Regions from separate parts of the Mus musculus genome. Here region 2 is linked to region 1. A link is a loop called in an ENCODE intact Hi-C map of the cell type or tissue named here. Cell type or tissue: heart. All regions are shown on one strand.

Region 1 (8,000 bases):
ACCACAGTCTACTTCTGTCCAGTGTGGGCCAGCATAACACACAGAGTCATATATACCAGATTGGAGTTTTCCCTCTTAGTCAACTGTTGACATCAACTAGAAGTCATAGATGTCTTCTGAGAGGAGGAGCTGTAGCATGTGGCAGGTCATTTGTACACATTGCTTCTAGCTATGGTCTATGTCTACCGGGCATATCCAAATTTGTAATTCACAGATCACAAAACTAACTTATGATGTGAAGCTTCTTTGTATCAAGTAAATTGTTCTAGGGCTCAGTTCTAAACTAGGAGAGTGATCCTGCAGATAAGACCTCCTTTATGAGCTTAGGGTCCCACAGGACCCGCTAGGCTGTTTGCCTCGGCATAGCTCAGTTCTTTTCTGACCATTCAGTACGTAGATAAGAAAGATACCCAGCATGTGTCATGGCCTTTCTCCAGGATTCAAAGTAGCCAGGGGAGAATGATGGGGTAAGGAGCTCATCCTTTATGTTAGAGGGAGGAGCCTGGCAGGCCTGCAACTGTGACCTGGGAAAACGAGGCTCAAGTCACAAGACAACCCTGGGGTTTGCTTTGTTCTATTCTGCTTTTATGTCCAGCATACATATCTAAGATACATAAACTCCTGCTCTTGAAGTCCTATTAGCTTGGCATCATTAGCATGATGGTCAGGTTAATGTCCTATGAAACTACGAGACCAAATACTGGTAAACTTGGCCACAGCTAGATGGATGAGGGTTATTTATCACTGAGGCAGTTCTTTTCATGAAAATGGAAACAGCCTGGTATAGCTGTCTCCTGAGAGGCTCTGCCAGCACCTGACTAATACAGGTGCAGATGCTCACAGCCAACCATTGGACTGACCCTGGAGACCCCAATAGAAGAGTTAAGTGAAGGAATGAAGGATCTGAAGGGGATTGCAACCCCATAGGAAGAACAATATCAACTAACCAAACTCCCCAGAGCTCCCAGGGAATAGACCACCAACCAAAGAGTACACATGAAGGGATCCATGACTCCAACTATATATGTAGCAGAGGATTGCCTTATGTGGCATTTATGGAAGGAGAGGCACTTGGTCCTGTGGAGGCTCGATGCCCCAGCATAGGGGGATGGTAAAGGGGTGAAGCAGGAGTGGGTAGCTGGGTGGAGGAGCACCTTCATAGAGGCAAAGGAGAGGGGGAAGGGATGGGGACAACATTTGAAATGTAAATAAATAAAATAACCAATTTAAAAAAAAGAAAATGGGAAACAGTTCCAAATAACATGTGCAACTTTTAAAAAAGCATATACTTGTCCCATTAACCTAGATTCAGATGGCGGTTCTACATCAGGAAGAAGGCTGTTGGGAAAGCCAGCTATTCAGTCTGCAGCTCCAGTTGATAACTGACTCGGTTTACCAAAAGCCAGTGTTGATTTGACTCACTTGCTTACTATATAGCCGAGGCTGTCCTGAAATTTACTATATAGCCCAGACATGCCAGGAACTGCAGATCTTCCTGCCTCGGCTTCCACCATACCTTGTTTAAAAAAGACCATGCGTCCTCTGTGTTAGCCTGTTTGGTATTCTTTCTCTTTATCCCTTCCTTTTCCCTTCCCTCCAAGGTCATGTTTCCCAGACTGTCCTCAAACTCTTGAGTTTCACAACATTCTTCTATCTTAGTCGCTGAGACTTAGCATGCATCTGTAAAATCCAAGCTTTTTCTCCCAGCCCCAAGCTCCCTGAATAACGACCCTGAGACTCAAATTGTACTTACAAACTCCTAGGCCATAAGTTTTGGCTACTCCCTGACCATCTCATGAATCCCATTTATTCTAATCTAAGTTCTGCCACGTGGCAGGTTACCTGTGTTCCGGTTCCATGCCTGTCCTCCTTCCTGTTCAAGGTGCCCCATCCTCCTGCGAGTCCTCTATCCCAGAATCCTTTCTTCCTATCAGAATATCCCACCTTCTGTTTCCTGTCTCGGCTACAGGCCAGTGAGCTTTAATTGGTGTTCCGTCCATACTGTACACAGAGCTTGTCTCTGAGTATCACTGTAGCTGGATGCCCTACAAGTTTTCACGTTTTCTGTACCGCTGAAGAGCTCTGCTTATGTGGAGACGGAGCCTTTGGTAGGTAGGTCAGTGCTCCTAGAGCTTACACTTGCTTTTCCTATAACAGTCTTTATCCAGTAGGTAGGGAATTCATATACCTGTGGGTATTCTGCTGTAATAGGTGCCCCTAATATAACCCAGTTCAGGCCAGACCCCCTTCCTTACCTGGCCTTTAAGTGCTCCACTGAAAGTAATATGTCATAGTGATATTTTGAAATTAGTTAGCTCAAGGCCAGAGACTAGTAAATCCTAATTTTTTTTTGTTTTCCTTTGCCAGTGTGAGTTACCACAAGAAATGTGGTGCAAATTCTTAAGATAGGGTCATGGAATATGAATGTCGCTGTGCTTGGCCAGGGTTTGTCAGAATCGGGTGCCTGGCCTCACTGTAATTAAAGGGATGACCCAAGCTTAGCTGTCAGCTGAGAAGTGGCACTTTCCCTAACAGGCTAGTCTCGTAGTCCTGAAGTGATGGAGCTAGCTGCCTCCCACTCCCCATTCATTCAGAGGCTCTAGTGTCTTCCTCACCAGTGTGTGTCATACAGCAAAGACTATGCTAGGGACATACAGCAAGATCCCACTAGAGACTTGGACAAGACGTCGTTATCGTCCTGAACTGAAAAGCAGGAAGTCAGGCTGGGAAGAAGGCTCAGTCAGTAAAACGTTTGAGGACCTAAGTTCCATCCCCAGAACCAGTATTAAAAGGCCTAGGAGATGGGTAGACCTCTGGGACTTTCTGACCAGTTCCTGGGGGCTGGAGAGATGGCTCATCGGTTAAGGGCACTGACTGCTCTTCCAGAGGTCCTGAGTTCAAATCCCAGCAACCACATGGTGGCTCACAACTGATGTCCTCTTCTGGTGTGTCTGAAGACAGCTACAGTGTACTTATATTTAAAAAAAAAAAAAGAAAAAAAAAAACAAGCTCCTGGAGAATGACAGGACATGAAACTGTCATCTGACACTGACGCACGCATGCAGGATGAGTACAGCCTCAGGCAGAACAGACCCTGCCTTGGTGATAGGAAGGGCCAATGGGAACTGCTTTCTGCTGTGTCACTGGACTTCCTTAATAAGCATTTTTGTTGTTGTTGTTTTTTTTTTTTTTTTTTTTTTTGGTTTTTCGAGACAGGGTTTCTCTGTGTAGCCCTGGCTGTCCTGGAACTCACTTTGTAGACCAGGCTGGCCTCGAACTCAGAAATCTGCCTGCTGCTGCTGCTCCTACTGCTCCTCCTCCTCTTCCTCCTCCTCTTCCTCCTCCTCCTCCTCCTCCTTCTCCTCCTCCTCGTCCTCCTCTTCCTCCTCCTTCTTCTTCGTAGGTGGTAGTGAGTTTAATCTGAGGAATAAAGCTAATTGGCTGTGATGATGCTTGGGTGGGTGCACTACTGCACTTGGGAGGAAGGAGTTGCCTTTGAATTCTGACCAGCACGTGTCTGGTCAGGTCACTGTGAAAGGTGTATCACCAGATACGGTGTTCTGGAAAGAAACAGTGGCATAGGACTTGGCATCTGTCTGACAGGCTGGAGAAAGGCTGTACAGCATTTCTGCAACTCCCTGCTGATTGGAAGCTCGAGGCTGTATCTTTCATCTTAGTTACAAACTGGAACTTTCTCACTCACCGGCATTTGTCTTAGGAAGAAGCGCTGAATTTGTTCACACATTACAAATCCACTTCCTCAGTTTCCTAAAATGCTCAAGGTGTAAAGAAGAAAATTGAAAAAGAAAAAGAAAAGATTTTGTTCCCAAGAAGAAGACAGAGAAGAGAGGAAAGAGGCAAAACCAGTGAGATTATCAGGTCCTGCATGTGGCCTTCCCCTGGGGTCCCCTACTTTTAGTGGCAGGTTAATTTTTAGAATGCCAGTAGAGAAGACACGTGTGGCACGTAATGGAACTGGACAGACATTTGAGTCACCTCGATGAGCTAAGACCCCATGGAAATTAGCAAGAATCGTGACAAGGGCTTTGGGTACTCACCACGACTGCACTCTGGAAGAGACATAGGAAAGGCACCAGCTGACCTGGTTTACATTATTGAGTGTGTCTGGTTGTTGTGTTCTTTTACATAGAACTCTGGTGGCTGTGAGGCGAGAGTGCACGAAAGAAACTCAGCAGTAGCAGGGACCTGAGATCCAGCAAGTTCTGGTGATCCCTGGAGAACAGGGAAGCAAGACAAGAAAGGACTGTAAAGTCAGAGATAAAATAAGTGACTTCTACAAATATTCCTTCAGAAAAGTGCAGTCTCTGGAGATAAATGATCAGATAGAAAAGCAGCATAAAAACTAATTTTTGTATGTAGGCCATAAAAAGTACTTTTAAAATATATCTCTTATTTTAGTATCCAAGCTATAAAGTACTTAAGAATCGATTTAACAAAATATTTGCAAAATCTTTAGAGAAAATTATAAAAAATGTTTGCATACATTAAAGGAAAACAGCTTAAACTAGTGAAGAAATAAAATCTCTGGTTAGGAAGTTCAGCGCGTGAGAAGATGCCAGCTGTCCTCAGACTGACACCCAGATTCAATGCAATTCCAATAAAAATCCCAACAGGTGTTTTTGTGGAACTTGCCAAGCTGATTCTAAAATTTTTATGGAGGAGAAAAGAGTCAAGACTAGCCAAGACAATCCCAAAGAAGAAGAACAAGGTGAGGGGAGCTGCCTTAGCAGACACGATGAGTCCTTATTACACCAGTTTGATGTTGTCAGTAGGGCAGACAGACGGACTAGTGCAGACAGACCCCTGTATAAATGGAAACAGATTTATCATAGAAATGCTGTTCCCTTTTGGTTGGGGAAGGAATGGCCTTTACAATATATAGTACTAGAACACTGGGCAGACCTATGAGAGTAAGTGAAGTGCACCATCTGCCTTGTATAAAATGGAAGTACCGGTTCCATTTGACACACATACTGAAGTTTAAAGGTCAAGATTGTAAACCATGAAAATAATAATGGAAAACACACCTGTGACATCACCACAAGAAAGGATTTCTTGTCCCCGTCCCCACCCCCAGCAGGGTTTCTCTGTGTAGCCCTTTGTAGACCAGGCTGGCTTAGAACTGAGATCCACCTGCCTCTGCCTCCCAAGGATTCGGGCAAAGCCATGTGCCACCACCGCCCAGCAGGAAACGATTTCTTTTTTTTTTTTTTTCAATTTTTATTTTATTTTATTTTATTATTAATTTATATTTTATACTCCATATTCCATTTTCCACCCCCACCCCCATCCACCCTCCAACAGCTCTACATCCCACACCTGACTCCCCATAGATGTCCCCACCTGATCTCTAAACTCCTTGGGGCCTCCAGTCTCTTGAGGGTTAGGTGCATCATCTCTGAATGAATAAAAACCCGGAAGTCCTCTACTGTATGTGTGTTGGGGGCCTCATATCAGGTGGTGTATGCTGTCTGTTTGGTGGTCCAGTGTTTGAAAAATCTCAGGGGTCCAGATTAATTTCTTATACCTGAAAATGTTGGTAAAGTGAAAGATTGATGAATTTGACTGCATGCAACACAAAAATATTGTTGATAAGTAGAGACCATAAAAGAAAATAAAGGAGCACAGGTAACTGTGGTCAGTTAGTATCCAGAATACATACAGAAATAACGGAAAAGTAAAACAGTGGAGAAAATGCTAAATGAGGCACTGCACAGAGGAGGAAACCCTTCGAACCGGTAAGCTGGAAAGATGATGACCCTATTGGTAACATAGAAATGTCAGTATATTTTATATATTCAATGTACTTAAAGCATAACAGTAGCAAGTGTGGATGAAGGTTCCAGTGGAACCTATTCTGTCACAGTGGTAGTGTAAACAGTCACAGTTACACTGAAAGTCAGTTCCGAGCCTGTGACTCGGTGGTTAAGAGATCAAGTGTGGGCTGGAGAAATGGCTCAGCATTTAATAGCATTGCCTGCTCTTGCAGAGAATCCGAGTTCCTTTCCTAGCACTTAAGTCAGAAGCACACAGCCGCCTCTAACTCCAGCTGCCTGGGACCCGGTGCCATCTTCTGGCTTCTTTGGGGACACACAAGCACCGCACACTTACACAGATATACCTGTATGTAACTAAAACTCAAGTAAATGTTGTTTAAAAAGACCAGACCAAAACTGTACCTCTCATTTGTTAAAAAGAACAAATGACAGTTACAAACAACAGTTTGAATGATTTCAGAACATGTCTTAGGGTTTCTATTGCTGAGATAAAACAGTGAAGAAAGAGTTTATTTCAGTTTACTCTTCCCGTTGACAGTCGTCCATCATTGAGGGAACAGGAACTTGAAGGCAGGCGCTGATGCAGAGGCCATGGAGGGATACTGCTTAATGGCTTGTTCCTCATGGCTTGCTCAGCCTGCTTTCTTATAGAACCCAGAACCACCTGCCCAGGGATGGCACCACCCACAATGGGCTGGGCTCTCCCCCATCAATCACTAATTAAGAAAATGCCATACAGGCTTGCCCACAGCCCACTCCTGAGGCATTTTCTTACTTGAGATTTCCCGCCTCTTAGATGACATATGTCAAGTTGATACAAAACTATGCAGCACATGAGCATAATGTTGATCCAAAAGAAGAGCACATTAGCACTTGGTATGCTTCCATTTCCATCACAAGATCCACTGAGCAGTAATAAGGATGCAGTAGATGAGATACACAGCATAACAAGACAGCAATGAGCTCCAAGGTTACCTGTGAAAGGACAGAGGGGAACAGAAGGAGAAAAAGAATCCAGAATGAACTTGTAAGTTAAAGTGGATGGTAGGTGTACCGTTAAAAAAAAATGTTGAAGCATATAACCTTGGTTCAGTTACAGTTTGACTAAGAAATGAAATGGTCTTTGATGCTACCTCGTGTTTTCTAGAGAAGTTGATGTCATCCAGTCACTCAGTTCTACAGCTTCTACCAGGAGTTAGGCAAGCTGTTTCTCAGAGCAGAAATGAAAGTAGTGTAAGGCCTGCTCTGTTGTCCTGACATAGGCAGAACAAGCTCTGTCTTTTCTCCTGTCCCTTCCCTGGGGGTCCTGATAGTACTGTGAGGCAGCAGTCTCTCATTCCTTACCCTTCTATGTTAAAGGTTGTGTTCTGTGGGGCTAGGCCTGTACCCAGTTGGGACAGCTTGCTTTGCATACAGAGCCCTGGGTTCGATCCCTGACCCCACATAAAATGGAGCATGGTGACACATTCCTTTAATATCAGCGTTCTGGAAGTGGAGGCAGGAGGGCCATAAAGTCAAGGTCATTTTCAGTTCCATAACAAGGTCAAGGCCAGCAGTGGCTAGTACAGTAGTCTCATTCTACCTTTCTCTGCTCGACATCATTTTAAAAAAAGAAATTGTAGGACTCTTAGGAATTTCACCTGTCCTGTGCCAGCATGGAAACCCAGCTTAGACCAAAGACGATGCAGTGTCAGTGGAGTGGGGAATTCCAGGGTTAGCGGTGTTCTCAGTTCTGTATGCAAGAGTTGGCACAAAGAAAAGAAAAGCCGGAAACTTTCCTATCCTCGTGTGCCGGCCGCAGAGTCTCAGATTGGTTGTCTTGGTGAAATAACATTGCAGGATCTGCAGGGTTTAAAGTGAAATCTCCTGAGTCAGTAAGGAGTGAGGACTGTGAGGCTGATGGCCCTTACCTTTAGATGTACAGTATCATGTATACATTGTCATGCCAGGCCCAGGAAGGAGCCTTAATCATCCGACAAAATCAACTTCCCCAAAGCTGCTATCTCCTTCTTTTAGTCATTCCTATTTCCAGAGTCGGAAACCTGGGGGCTCTCCTTCACTTCCGTCTATCTCCAAACGTAGCTCCAGAATAATAGCTCAGGTGCATCCGCTTGCTCATGTTGTCATCTGTCTTAATCACAGTTCTGTGGCTGCGAAGAGACAGCATGGCCAAGGCAACTGTTATGAAAGAAACCATTTGAT
Region 2 (8,000 bases), 93 kb before region 1:
TGACACAAAACTAGCCAGTACACCCAGGATGACCTTCTGGTCTTCCTGCCTCTGCCTGTCAAGTGCTAGGGATATAATCATGCCTAGTTTATCCAGTACTGGGGGTGGAACCCAGGACTTCAGCATGCTGGACTAGCCTTCTGCCACCTGAGCTGCCTTCCCAGCTTAACCATTTTTGAATTTCTCTTCAGTAGTGTTGAGTATATTTATTGTGCTGTATAGCCAATGTAAATTCTTTTCATCAAAAAATTCTATACCTATTAAATAGCAACTCTTTGTTAAGTGTCCCTCTTTCCCTGGATTTGATCATGCTTCATAATTCATGAAAATGAAATCTATTGTTTGTCTTTTGTGACTGAAATATTTAACTTAATATACTATCTCCAAGGTTGATGTTATAGCATGTGTCATACTTTCTTCATTTTTTAAGACTGAAAGATTTGCCGTATTAGGCACTACATTTTCCTTATCTGCTCCTTCAATGGCATGAGATACAGATGGGCAGACCGGATGGCAGCCTCTCAGAAAAGCCTAAGGGTGCAGAATTCATAAGGACAGGCTATGCACTCAATGATAAAGGCTAGCTACAGTTGTCTTTTCTCTACCCAGTTCTCAGAAACAGAAATCTTGTCAGCAGCAGTAAGTGGACCCTGGATTCCAGTGTCAGGAAACCATTGGACATAACAATGCTGCAGTCACCCCGACTCTGGAGAATAACACTCCTGTATTCACAGATGGACAGATACTCTTTAAAGGGGCTGGCCAAGTATGTGGGAGGACTCTCGGGAAGTGAACCATCAAAACCCCTCTTTCAGACTTCTGTTTCTGCTTCAGTTCTTCTGACTGTTTATCCAGGAATAGAGTTGCTGGATTGTCTGGAAATCTGTATACAGTTTTAGAGCTGCCATGCTGGCTTCCACAGCAGCAGCTGCACCATTTTACAAACAAACTGCAACCCAGAAGGATTTAGTTTTGAGTTAGTTGCAAGCAAGGGATTTTGGGAATGATAGTGGGCCCTCGTTAGGGACTACAGATTGTTGGATTGTTCCCTAATGCTAGACAAAATATACCACTCAGGGCTTCCTTGGCCTGTTGCACACAGGGCTCCTCTCACACTGTGGTAGACAGTGCTTCCCCAGAAGTTTACTTGCATAGCTACAGAATTTCTTTCTTTTTTTTTTTCCATTCTTACATTTTGTTGTCATTGTCGTCTCAGGCCTTGACTGCATACTTCAAACAGTTTTGAAACCCTCTCAAGCATGTAGAGCCCTCTTCTGTAGAAGTGTTTCCTCCCTGTCTAGCTTGGAGGAAAGCTGTGGCTACTTACTTCATTTTTTTTCTTCTCTTTTCTCTAACAGCCTTATTCTTTGTCCTGGGTTCACCTGGCTGATATAGAACTATCTCTGTACCTGTGCCAAGACTGCAGAGTGATAATGTGAAATGTTATGCAGTGGGCAGGTTGCCACGACTACAAACCCATGCTCCCAGTTTTATCTGGATTCCTATGACCTTGTTTTGTGGAGTCATCCTATATTCACCATAAAGGCTCAGTGTTCGAGAGATCACAAGATGAAGCAGTTGTGAATAGTTCAGATACTTCAGAAATACTGAAAACTAAAGCCTTCTTTCAACTTCCCCCCATAATTTCACCTTGTACCTTCTAGAAAACTAAAGTTCATTGCATGGAAAGGTCTAGATTTTTGCCTGACCAAACTTACTTTCTTGACTCACTGAAGAAATACTCCCTTGTATAAGCATTTCCCTGTCCCTGCCTTCTATACACCATATGCCAGCATCAAAAGTAAAAATGTGAAAGAGGGGAAGAGAAAGGCAAATGTGTCCATATGTACATGTACATGTAACACGTCAGTCATAGGTCACGGTTGGCCTGCTTAACTGCTGCAGCTGTAACCGTGCTTGCCCTGAGCTAGCACATCCTCTGACCGTTTTCTCCCAGAGAGTGACTGAGCCTTCTCGTCTCAGGCTGAGGTATTTGGTTTCTGAAGGTTGTCATTTACTCTTATCATTGGGCATGAAAACAAGAAAGAGATGCCACAGAGGATTTTAGGCAGTCCCTGCCAATGTAGTTTCCCCTTTAAGCAAAATAACCCCCTTTAACTCGATGGTTGCAACTCCTGATGGAAACATTTGCCCCTGAAGACTCAGTTCTGCAAGCCAACAGATTCCAGAATGAGAAACTACTACTAATAAAGAGCCACTCTCCCTTCCAACTTTTGATCTGGCTGGAGGATCTGATTCAAAGCATAAGACAGACCCCATTCTTCTAAGGTAATTAGAAAGATATATCTTCTTTTTTTTCTTTTTTAAGATTTATTTATTTATTTATTTATTTTAGGTATGAGTACACCATTGCTCTCTTCAGACACACTAGAAGAGGGCATCTGATCCCGTTTCAGATGGTTGTGAGCCACCATGTGGTTTCTGGGAACTGAACTCAGGACCTCTGGAAGAGCAGTTGGTGCTCTTAACTACTGAGCCATGGCTCCAGCCCAGGAAGCTGTATCTTGTATTCAGCCCTTTCCTGTCTGTCTGCTTCCTGGCTTTCCAGAGCGGCCACACCACGTGCTCTTGACACTGATGCTCTCCTCTGTCTCATGCCCAGAGTCTGACCTTGCACTGAAGCCTTTCACACTGCCTTGGATACTTTTCTATTACAGTTTCAGAGGGTGAGGCCATGACCATCATGGAGGGAAGCAGGGCAGCAAGCAGGCAGGCATGGTGCTGGGGCAGTAGCTATGAGTATACTCTACAAATTACAGGCAGAGCGAGCAAGAATAGGCCTGATGTGGGCTTTTGAAACCTCAAAGCCAGTGACACATCTCTAAAATACCACTCTTCCTAATCTTCCTCCAAACAGTCCCACTAACCCTGGACCACACTTTTAAATCCTATAAATCTGTAGGAACCGTTCTCACTCAGACCACCATGGATTCTGTAAGCCAAAGCAAATCTTTCCTCATTGACACTGTTTTATGTATTTATCACAGCTGTGTATGTCTGACACATTCTGTTGCTTCTTATGGGTGTTGGAATATATGGCAAGACCATTCGGTTCTGTGGCCCAGAGCTGACTTAACACTGTGTTGTGATAAGGGCCCCTTGATGAGATGCAGTGCTTTGCAGAATGCTGCAGTGGTGAATAAAGCATTCTGTGCGTCAAGAGATTCTGGGTCCTCACAAATGCAGTATAGGCAAGAAAGGTAAATCTATCAAGAATAGTTATCTGTTCCTCAACAACAAATCTCTGCCTCTTCAGAGCCCAGTGTTGTCATCTTGCAGGTTGGACCCTTTAGAATGGTGCCGTAGTGGAGACTTGTTTTAAACATTCAGCACTTGGACCAGGGAGCCCTTTGTCACATCTACTGCAGATGAGATTATGATAAGGTTTTCAGGTTGAGGGTAGTTGGTAGGAGAGATGACAGACAAGCTACTTTCACCAGGAAGAGAGGCTCCAAAGTTGTCCGTTTTATCTGGACTGGCTCTAACTACATACCCTAGTTAGGTTTCAGGGTCCCATTCTTTCCTGATCAGTACCCCAACTGGCACATGAGATATGGCATGCTGATATATTCAACTGTTGTAATTAAAAAACTCACAAAATTAAAATTGTGTTGATTTTTAGCAATAGCAACTGTGTAGCTTCAGACAATTATCTTAGACCTGTCATAGAAGCTCTCTGCTTCTATGGTCATGATTTAGTTAGCAGTCCACGAATGATGGGAACACACAAGAATGGAGGTGTGAGGAGGGGTGGGAGACCTGAAACACAGCATCCATAAGGCAAGCCACACCCAAAGGCTGGATGTAGAGCAAGTAAAAGGAGTTATTTCAAACGTACTTGTATACAGAGGGTATATATAGCCAGACATATAGGTGTACAGACAAATGGGTGGTCTGATGTGAGCAGAGAACTTGGAGTGCAGTGTCTGCAGAGAACCCTGAGAAGGTGATCAGGGCCTAGGCAGTGTTTCCCAGGAGTGTGCACATGATGGCAGCTGAGTGCCCCCACCAGGTATCCTTAGACCCCATGGCTGGCCGAACCAGAAGGCACTCAAGTTCTTGTCCTGCGTGCTGGTCTAGTGTTTCAGCGCCCTCTACTGAGGAAACTTCATATTGGGCTTACTGAAAGAAAGGCTTGAGGGAGTAATGGTTGTTAATGTACAGCTTGTGAGTACATTGAGGACTGGATGAATGGCCATCACTTTATAACCAGCATGCTAGGTCTATGTGAAAATATGTTTTCCAATATTTTCATTCCGTGAATTTAGTAACAAAATAGCAAATGTATATGTATTTTAAAATCTTGAATCCACTATGTGACATAGCATGGAGGAGACAGAAGCAGGAGGATCAACTTGAGTTTGAGGGCAGCCTGGGCTGGTTAGTGAGTTTTAGGCCAGCCTTAGCTACAGAGTAAGACCCTGTCTAGAAGCAAAGTCCCCAAACTCCAAAGTTTTAATGTTTTAAAGAAAAGATTGATATATTTTTATGTGCATGGGTGTTTTGCCTACATGTATATCTGTGTAAGGTGGTAGGGTAAGGCACTTGCTATCAAGTCTGATGAACTGAGTTCTATTCCCAGGACCCACGTGATGGGGAAGCATCCAACTCCTGAGAGTTTTCTGTGGCTTCCACGTGGGTACACAACATGCACGTACAACTGATACTCAGTCAAAACAGTTTTAAAGAAAGAACAGCTGGACCAGGCCAGGGAATTAGCTCAGTTATTAGAGTGCTTGTCCAAAATGCATGAAGTCCTGGTCTCAATCCTCAGTACTGCGTGAAGCAGGCATGGCAGTGTAGGTCTATAATACCATTATCCAGGATATTTTGTGCCAACTTGAAACACCATCTTTATAGTATGCTCAGTTCCCAGATCTTTTCTGGACACTGCTCTCTTTCATTGATTTGTTGAGGTTTGTTTGTTTGTTTGTTTGTTTTGGGGGGTGTTGTTTAGGTTTTTGTTTTTGAGACAGGGTCTTACTGTGTAACTCTGACCCTATGTAGACCAGGCTGACCTTGAAGTCTCAGTCCTGTGATTAAAAGTTACACCACTGTACCTAACTTTTTAAAAGTGTATTTCTAAAGGGGAGGGGTGGGCTGTGTGCATGTGTAAGTGCAGGTGCCCTTAGCGCAGAAGAGGAAGTAAGGCCACTTGGAGCTAGAACTCCAGATGCTGGCGAGCCGCATGGGATGGGGTTGGATGGAATTCGCGGACTCTGCATGAGTAGTATGAGCTGTCCTTCCAGCCCCTCACCTGTTTTCTCATTCCTATCTCAAAACAGTAGTTTAAATTAACTTTAGTTTACATGGCATGTTTTATATACATAGCATATGCATGCATGTATGTATGAATGTGTGTGTGTGTTTTCTTATGTTTTTTAATCATCTTAAATACCTCCGTTATTTTCTGTTTCCCAGAATCCCTTTTCCAACCATGAACTTTAGACTCAGTGCTTGCATATCTATAAAGAAATCATCGGGAAGTATTTTATCAGAATTATTGTACATTTGTGGGTCATCTTAGAATATTTATCCATGTCTTTTGTATTCTTGAGGGCAATTTGGTATGATTTTATTACTTTTTTCATGATTTTTAAAAAAGATGTTTGTTTATTTTATGTACATGTACAATATAGCTGTCTTCAGACATACCTGAAGAGGGGATTGGATCCCATTACAGATAGTTGTGAGCCACCATGTTTTTGCTGGGAATTGAACTCAGGACCTCTGGACTCGCTGAACCATCTCTTTAGCCCCAATTCTCATGATTTTTAAGTATCTTTAAGGCTTTGTTGTTATCATAACTAGAATGTTGTTAATTTTTAAATATTAAAAATTTATTTTGCTTAAGACAAGATCTGTGTACCCTGGCTGGTCTGGAACATGCTGTGTAGTCCACGCTGGCCTCAAACAGATATCCTCCTGCCTCTGCCCCTAAGTTCTGGGGTTAAAGGCATGTGCTGCTATACCTGGTATTACCAGAATCCTTTAAAAGTTAAAATTTATAAACCAGGTGTAATAAGTATATTCTTTTATCCCAGCACTTGGCAAATTAAGCAAATAGCTATGAATTATAGGCTAGCCTGGGGTATGTAGCAAGAATCAGGGCAGCCAGTAAGAGCCTATCTCAAAAAAAAAAAAAAAAAAAAAAAAACCAGGTTGAAAGTGCTTGCCTGATCATCTTCACGCTTGATTTATTTTTCTCCTTCCCCCTCCTCTCCCAACTCCCCCCCCCATTCTATATGAGTCTCACTGGGAATGGAAATGTCTTGCTGTACAAACATGGACTGATGTTTGTTTATTGTCTTGTAAACTGCTTTGCTGAGTTTCCCTCAGCAAAAAACAAAAACAAAAAACACCTTAAATTGAGATAAGTATTTGATATTTCAGGGTTCTTTGTAATTTAGACTATTTGTGTAGACTTAGCAAATTTATCATCTAATCTGTAATTCAAATCTGAAACAACACTCAAGAAAATTCACACTTCAGGGTTGGAGAGATGACTCTTCCAAAGGTCCGGAGTTCAAATCCCAGCAACCACATGGTGGCTCACAACCATCCATAATGAGATCTGACGTCCTCTTCTGGTGTGTCTGAAGATAGCTACAATGTACTTACTTATAATAAATAAAGAAATCTTAAAAAAAAAAAAAAGGAAAATTTACATTTCTTTTACTCAGGGTTCTCTAGCAGAACAGAATTTATAGAATAAATATATGTATTTGTGTGTGTGTACACATACATGTGTAGCTAGATAGATGTGGATAGATATAGATAGATAGGTACATATATAGATAGGTGGATGGGTAGATAAATATATAATATATAAGTATATTATTTAATACTATATTATAATATTTATTTTAATATCATACATTAAAATATATAAATGTATTCATGAGATTTATCAGAATGGCTTACAGGCTCCAGATAATCTAATAATAGCTGCCTATAAATGAAAGGTCTAGGAATCCAGTAGTTGCTCAGTCCACCAGGCTGTCTCAGCTGGTCTTCAGTAGATGCTGTAATCCAGAAGATGTAGGCTCTAGCACCAATGAAGGAATGGACTTACTAGTGAGAGCAAGAACAAGCAGGCAAAGAGAGAAAGCTTCGGTCTTCCACATGCTTTATATAGGCTTCCAGCAGAAGGTGTGGTCCAGATGAAAGGTGGACCCCCCCCCTCTTCAAATAATCTAATTAAGAGCATTCCTCCTAGGTATGCCAGGCATTTGGGTTTTAGTTAATTCTGCATGTAGTCAAGTTGACAACCAAGAATAGACATCACACAGAACACTTCAGATTTTAAGATGATGGGTGTACAACCATCTAGTAATAGCTTTGTTCTTTCTCTAGAATAGTTTCCTTAAATTATTTTGACTAGAGCCCTCAGAGGGGTGTCAAGTGCAATGGTAGGCATGTTTCTGATGGTTAATTAGAAGACCCCTGAGATAAACAAAAATTTTCTCTTTACTTGCATTTTCTTTTGATGTTCCAGAATAACATCCACTTTTCTCTGCCCCTTCCCTGCTCTTCCAAGCAAACAGTGATAGCATGATAAACTTAAGCCCATTCCAGGCAGCATGCATTCATGCACACACCTAAGGTTGCAGTATGTATTCACGCACACACTAGGGTTGCAGTATGTATTCATGCACATACTAGGGCTACAGCATGCACACACCTAGAGCTGAAGGCTTCTCAGCTTGCTTGTGGTTTTGTCACTTCCTGCAAGCTAGGAGTCACAGAATGCCATCACCAGGACTCCCCCCAGCAGTATCTCTTGGAAAAGCTCATTTTGGGTATCATCTTTCAGACACTGAATTTGGTGCTTCTAAAACTAGCTTCACCTAGAACTCTAGCTTGACCCTTAGGCAGAAAGAGCATTATCTAATTCATCATTGGAACCAGAAATAAAAGAGGCCTCCTATTCAATAGGTGGACCTCTGAAGGTCTCGCTTTCCTACTGGTTCCAGGCA

Evidence for each region. A loop is a pair of places that touch in the nucleus more often than their neighbours do. Peaks named below come from ENCODE experiments on the same cell type or tissue, not always from the same donor. Only the 100,000 strongest peaks of a DNase experiment are listed, where the experiment ranks them.
Region 2: a loop joins it to region 1, with 2.5 times the contacts of the local background. A loop is called at or near these places in 5 of 42 quality-filtered maps.

Annotation. Positions count from the first base shown.
Region 1 is chr2:130,522,572-130,530,571 of GRCm38, forward strand. All of the region lies in intron 6 of Ptpra (protein tyrosine phosphatase, receptor type, A), which reads left to right. Among named protein-coding and RNA genes, the nearest start is that of 4930473A02Rik, 37 kb to the right of the region's middle. In heart, a CTCF peak has its summit at 6,089 (motif pointing left); a DNase peak (open chromatin) is centred at 3,100; H3K27ac peaks cover 411 bases.
Region 2 is chr2:130,429,298-130,437,297 of GRCm38, forward strand. The region is part of intron 1 of Vps16 (VSP16 CORVET/HOPS core subunit); the gene reads left to right. Among named protein-coding and RNA genes, the nearest start is that of Vps16, 9.0 kb to the left of the region's middle. In heart, a CTCF peak has its summit at 4,120 (motif pointing left); no DNase peak of the experiment used is centred here.